2 separate regions of the Homo sapiens genome follow, and region 1 is linked to region 2. The links are chromatin contacts, found by Hi-C or POLR2A ChIA-PET in ENCODE. All regions are on one chromosome and are shown on one strand. The core of a region is the stretch at or near the end of the contact, and the rest is flanking DNA. Distances in the headings are between cores, read along the strand shown. Region 1 has its middle 18 kb from the start of ERGIC3. Region 2 overlaps CEP250 (centrosomal protein 250).

Region 1 (2,848 bases), core at 204-2,703, 81 kb before region 2:
CTCATCTGAGTGGAGTTGTGTGTGGGTCACAGCCACTTCACACAGGGCTGAATGCAGATGCTCGGATATCAGCAGCCTGTCACTTTCTGCCTCTGGGCTCTGCTTTCCTTGGTGTCGCTCTCAGGGAGCCCTCTGCAGGGCTGGGGGCAAAGTGGCATCTAACAGTGCGAGGCTTACATCTCAGCCAGGCCACTTGAGCAGAAACAAACACCTCTTTCCCAGTTACAGCAAAAGCCTCAGGGCTGACTCAGCCGACCAGCTTGGGTCAAATGCTGTGCCCTGAAGAACCAATCATTGTGGTTAGGGGGCTGTAATACTCGAATTGGCCAGTCCAGTGATGTCTCCCCGACCCCGTCCAGCCAGGGAGGGAGGGGCCTGCCCCACCAGAATTCCATAGATTGACAGTGGTGGTGGGGAGGGGTGGTTGGGGTGGGGGTGGGTCACCAGCAGAAAATCACGGTGCTGTCAACAAATGAGGGGAAATTGATGCTGGGCTGGAGAAAACAGCTATCCAGGCAACCCCATGGCCCCCAAAGACAGGGCTATATGCGGGTAGGGTCCAGAGTGTCGCAGCCCTCCTGTCCCTCAGGCGCTGTATGCTCCTGTCCCCCATCTCTCATCCTCCCTCTTCTCCCTGCAGACTGGCTTTCTGTTCACTCACTTTTCTACATCCCCAAACTCTGGCTTGTGGTAGCTCCAGCTTTGCATCTGATGCCACACCATGCAACAGTGCAGCGCCCTGATTCTAAATTCACGGGAAGGAGAACCTCGCTGGCCCCACAGACCATTCCTGGGGCCATCTGCTGTGGCCAGGGTGGTCAGTGACACCTGGGGCTTCCCTTCATGGGACCACAGGCATTGGATTCCCCTGCTGGGCACACAGGTGTCCAGTGAATGTCAGTGGCCCCGGCCCAGGTCCCTCCTGCTTCCTGCAGCCCCTTTTAGGGCCCCACTCGAGAGTCTGAAGCCACCCCCTAATGTGCCCCCCAGCTATGAGCTCAGAGTTGTCATCTGGAACACGGAGGATGTGGTTCTGGACGACGAGAATCCACTCACCGGAGAGATGTCGAGTGACATCTATGTGAAGAGGTAGGCTGCTGGCCGGGTGGGGCAACGGCGGTGCACTAGGGGGATTGCAAATGGGTGTGGGCCCTCGGGCTGAGTCCAGAGCCCCGACCCCAGGCCCTCCGTGGTGCTGAGAGCGGGGTGAGGAGTGGGTTCTCCATGTAGCTCCAGCCCTGACGCTCACCCACCCCGGCCCCAGCTGGGTGAAGGGGTTGGAGCATGACAAGCAGGAGACAGACGTTCACTTCAACTCCCTGACTGGGGAGGGGAACTTCAATTGGCGCTTTGTGTTCCGCTTTGACTACCTGCCCACGGAGCGGGAGGTGAGCGTCCGGCGCAGGTCTGGACCCTTTGCCCTGGAGGAGGCGGAGTTCCGGCAGCCTGCAGTGCTGGTCCTGCAGGTCTGGGACTATGACCGCATCTCTGCCAATGACTTCCTTGGTATTACAATGCTTAGCCTTCCCCACCCTCAGCCCCTGCCTCCGGCCCTCACCTCCGCCCCTGCCTCCAGCCCTCACTTCCGTCCCCCAGTTCCCTACTCTGACCCAACCTTGAATCTTGGGATTTTGGACCCGAGGTGTGAAACCTTTGCTTTCTGGCCTAATTACTGAGTTAATTAGGCCTAGACCACAGTAACCTCCATTCCCACCCAGAGTCTCTGATTCAACTCTGATTTGACCCTAGCTTGTCACCCTGACACCGACTCCACAGCCTTTGGTCCTTGGCACTCTGATCCCGACCCTTGGCCCTCTTCCACTGGGAAGTAGCAATGGGTGGACCGCTGGGCTGTGGTCTGGGTGGTCTATAGCTGTGGCCTGACCGCACACTGCAACAACTTTCAATGCCCCAATTTACAACCTTGGTGTGTTGCCTCCTCACCCCTGGCACAATGAGACTTTGATCCCATGCCTAATCTGGTGTGCTCTGGACTTGCAGGATCCCTGGAGTTGCAGCTACCAGACATGGTGCGTGGGGCCCGGGGCCCCGAGCTCTGCTCTGTGCAGCTGGCCCGCAATGGGGCCGGGCCGAGGTGCAATCTGTTTCGCTGCTGCCGCCGCCTGAGGGGCTGGTGGCCGGTAGTGAAGCTGAAGGAGGCAGAGGACGTGGAGCGGGAGGCGCAGGAGGCTCAGGCTGGCAAGAAGAAGCGAAAGCAGAGGAGGAGGAAGGGCCGGCCAGAAGACCTGGAGTTCACAGACATGGGTGGCAATGTGTACATCCTCACGGTGGGTGCCCGTGGGCAGAGGCCAGGCTGAGCTGGGGCCTGAGCCCGCCCCCTGCTCCCAGTGATGCAGGAATGTCTTTTTTAGGGCAAGGTGGAGGCAGAGTTTGAGCTGCTGACTGTGGAGGAGGCCGAGAAACGGCCAGTGGGGAAGGGGCGGAAGCAGCCAGAGCCTCTGGAGAAACCCAGGTGAGTCAGGCACCGGGGCTGGGGCCACAGCCTGGGCCGATGGGGAGGTGGGGGTGGTCAAGGGGCTTCCTCCTCATCCTGACACCACTCTTCTCCTCAACAGCCGCCCCAAAACTTCCTTCAACTGGTTTGTGAACCCGCTGAAGACCTTTGTCTTCTTCATCTGGCGCCGGTACTGGCGCACCCTGGTGCTGCTGCTACTGGTGCTGCTCACCGTCTTCCTCCTCCTGGTCTTCTACACCATCCCTGGCCAGATCAGCCAGGTCATCTTCCGTCCCCTCCACAAGTGACTCTCGCTGACCTTGGACACTCACCCAGGGTGCCAACCCTTCAATGCCTGCTCCTGGAAGTCTTTCTTACCCATGTGAGCTACCC
Region 2 (2,756 bases), core at 4-2,503:
CACAAGAATGCATCCAAGATATTCCTCTCCCCCGTTTTCATCCTGAGGCCAGTTTAATAATCCTAAATCCCAGGGTCCACTCTCAATTCTCTGTACACACCAACACAACAACAATAATAATGGCTAACACATATAGGGAGCCCACCACATGCTAGGAACTACTCTTAGTGCTTTTCATATATTAACTCATTTAATAGCAGGAAGTTGGATTTTACAGCTTGGTTACAAAATTTCACTCATACGAGCAGCAATAACTGGACCAAGAGGCAGCAGGTAGAGCACTCATGGAAGGGAGGCCATACCCGGCCACATTGACCACTTACCCATTTCTCCCGGAGCTGGTTCACCTCTTTCTCATGGGCTGCCTTCTGCTGCTCCAAGGCAGTCTTCCCTTCTTGCTCAGCCTGGGCCAGCTGTCTGGCTGCAGCATCCCGCTCCTGCTCTGCCTGACTCCGTTCAGTGTCCAGTTCCAGCTTCAGGCACCTCACTTCCCCTAACATGCCAGGGACAGGATCAGGCCTCCGCCCCCTCCTTTTACCTAATAAAATTCTCCCTCTCCCCTGACCTCATGAGCAACTCCCATCTCAGAGGCCCTGCACCCTGCTGGAGAAGGACCTCTAATAGTCTCCCACCATCTTCCTGCCTTTCAACATCTCCATGGAATGGAGTGCATCCCATCCCAGTTGGGTTCTCACCTTGGATTACTTCCTTGGCTTGAGTGACAGTTTGAATCTGGACCTCCAGCTGCCCCTTGGTGACCTCTATCACAGAATTTTGTTGTTGGGCTTCAAACAGACTGCTCTCCAGTAGCTCCTTGGCTGAGCTGTGAGGTTCAGGAATCAGAAGAGTTTCTTACCCATCAAGCCCCTTACCCTTCCTCAAGAGGAGCTGGGTTCTAAGTATTGGCTACCTGGAGAAGTTAGGGGGGCAATTATAAATTCATAATCAATTTAGGACCTGCATACTTATGGCAGGGAGCTTAGCTTCACGCCTTTGCCTTGCAAAGCTCTCTCTGTGCTTGGCTGAACTGAGTCTGGGCCCTACCTGAGCCCCTGTAGTTGTTCAGCGAGGTCCTGCCGGTCACGCTCCACGGCCTGCAGCCGCACCTCTAGAGCCGCTTTCTCTCGTACTAGGGCCTCCTTCTCCTGGACTGCCCTGGCAAGCACTTCTTCCTGTCGCTTTGCCTCCTGATGTAGCTGCTCCAGCTGAGTCGTGGCTGCCTCCTGCTGGTGACGTGACTGAGGGGAAGAATGTGGTGAGAGATGGAGCAGAGGCTGGATTCCCCTGGGGCCGCTACCACCAGGTTAGGGTCATTGCCTCTTCAGAGATTCTGGACCCAGCTCTGTGAGCCCGGATTGCTTACCCAATAGCACGTGGCATTTATCTATTTCCCTGATCCGCCCACAGAGCCCCCAGCCCAGGAAGAATGCTCCCCTGTGAGCAAGACCCTGTGCTAGGGACAGCAGAAGACCTGCCCCTAAGGAGGTTTTGGCCTTGAGAAGATGCACACATAATACTGGGAAGAAAGTCATCAATGTCCCGAGAAAGGGACTCTGTGAAGGGAGAGTCCGTACAATTATTAGGACAATGAGAGGTTTTGTAGAGGAGAAAGATGACCTTTGAGCCAGGTCATTCATTGGCTCAGGAAAAAAATTTACTTGGCCCCTGTTATGTGGTAGGCACTATGCTAAAAGCTGGAGAAATAAAAACAAATAAGATATAGCTTTGCCTTCAAGGAGCTTTTGGTCTAATGGTAGAGACATATAAACAGATAATTATAGCATGAGGAATGTGGTAGTTAAAATAAGCATGAGGTGCTATCAGAGTATAAGGAGAAGCTTCTAATTCAAACTGGGTGGTGTGAATGAAGTAGTGGAGAATCAGTGAAGAATTCTTTTTGTTTTTTTGAGCAGTGTCGCTCTGTCATCCAGGTTGGAGTGCAGTGGCGCAATCTCGGCTCACTGCAACCTCCGCCTCCCAGATTCAAGAGATTCTCCTGCCTCAGCCTCCCGAGTAGTTGGGATTACAGGCATGTGCCACCATGCCGGGCTAATTTTTGTATTTTTAGTAGAGACAGGGTTTCACTATGTTGGTCAGGCTGGTCTCGAACCTCTGACCTCGTGATCCGCCCGCCTCGGCCTCCTAAAGTGCTGGGATTACAGGCATGAGCCACTGCGCCCAGCCTCAGTGAAGAATTGTTATAGGCATTCTTTTTTAAAATTGGAAGATATACTGCAAACTAGTAACACTGGTCATTTCTAGGAAGTAAGACTTTTTCACTTTCCAGATAATTTCTGTAGTGTTTTAATTTTTTATAATGAGCATATATTACACCTAGACATGATGGTGTCCATTTTGGCTTCTCACCTCACTTAGTTTCTTTTGAATTTCTTCCTTCTCTTCTTGGATGTCCCTGAGATCTGCCTGCAGCTCAGCCCCAGCCTCCTCAGCTTTCTGCAGCTGAGCCTCCAGGTGAGTGTTCTTTTCCCACAGGGCTTCCCTCCTCTTCTCTGCCTCCGCCAGGTCGACCTGCAAAGCATTTCTCGCCTGCTCTGCGGCCTCCATTCTGCTGCACACAGACTGGTTCTCCTCCTCTAACTACTGGCCAAAAAGGGAAGGGAGTACAAGCATCAAAGACAAATGGTTAGTTTAGGAATCAAATGCTAAGACTGAAATCCAAGTGAGATATGAATCTATTCTCCAAAGATGAACAAAGGAGTGTTTATAAGATGGGGGAAAATCCATTCATTTGATCT

What was found. Hi-C counts contacts between places; a loop is a spot of excess contacts on that map. ChIA-PET counts read pairs that join two places held with the same protein, here RNA polymerase II (POLR2A).
Region 1: POLR2A ChIA-PET joins it to region 2 with 10 read pairs in AG04450. The contact joins two enhancer-like sites. A Hi-C loop is called at or near these places in 1 of 168 maps with a recorded cell type or tissue (astrocyte of the cerebellum). POLR2A ChIA-PET finds 5 or more read pairs at or near these places in 10 of 52 experiments (A549, A673, AG04450 and 7 more).

What each region holds. Positions count from the first base shown.
Region 1 is chr20:35,558,781-35,561,628 of GRCh38, reverse strand. It overlaps the pseudogene FER1L4. Among named protein-coding and RNA genes, the nearest start is that of ERGIC3, 18 kb to the right of the region's middle. RefSeq lists enhancers at 1,580-2,079, 2,080-2,584. Within about 2 kb of position 1,453, at least 3 of the 41 ENCODE cell types and tissues checked have a DNase peak (open chromatin) inside an H3K27ac peak, as active enhancers do.
Region 2 is chr20:35,477,713-35,480,468 of GRCh38, reverse strand. CEP250 (centrosomal protein 250) reads right to left here. Exons shown (of 35, transcript NM_007186.6): 17 at 2,368-2,598; 18 at 1,045-1,238; 19 at 696-823; 20 at 324-493. All of the region lies in intron 2 of CEP250-AS1 (CEP250 antisense RNA 1), which reads left to right. Among named protein-coding and RNA genes, the nearest start is that of CEP250-AS1, 12 kb to the left of the region's middle. Within about 2 kb of position 1,253, at least 2 of the 41 ENCODE cell types and tissues checked have a DNase peak (open chromatin) inside an H3K27ac peak, as active enhancers do.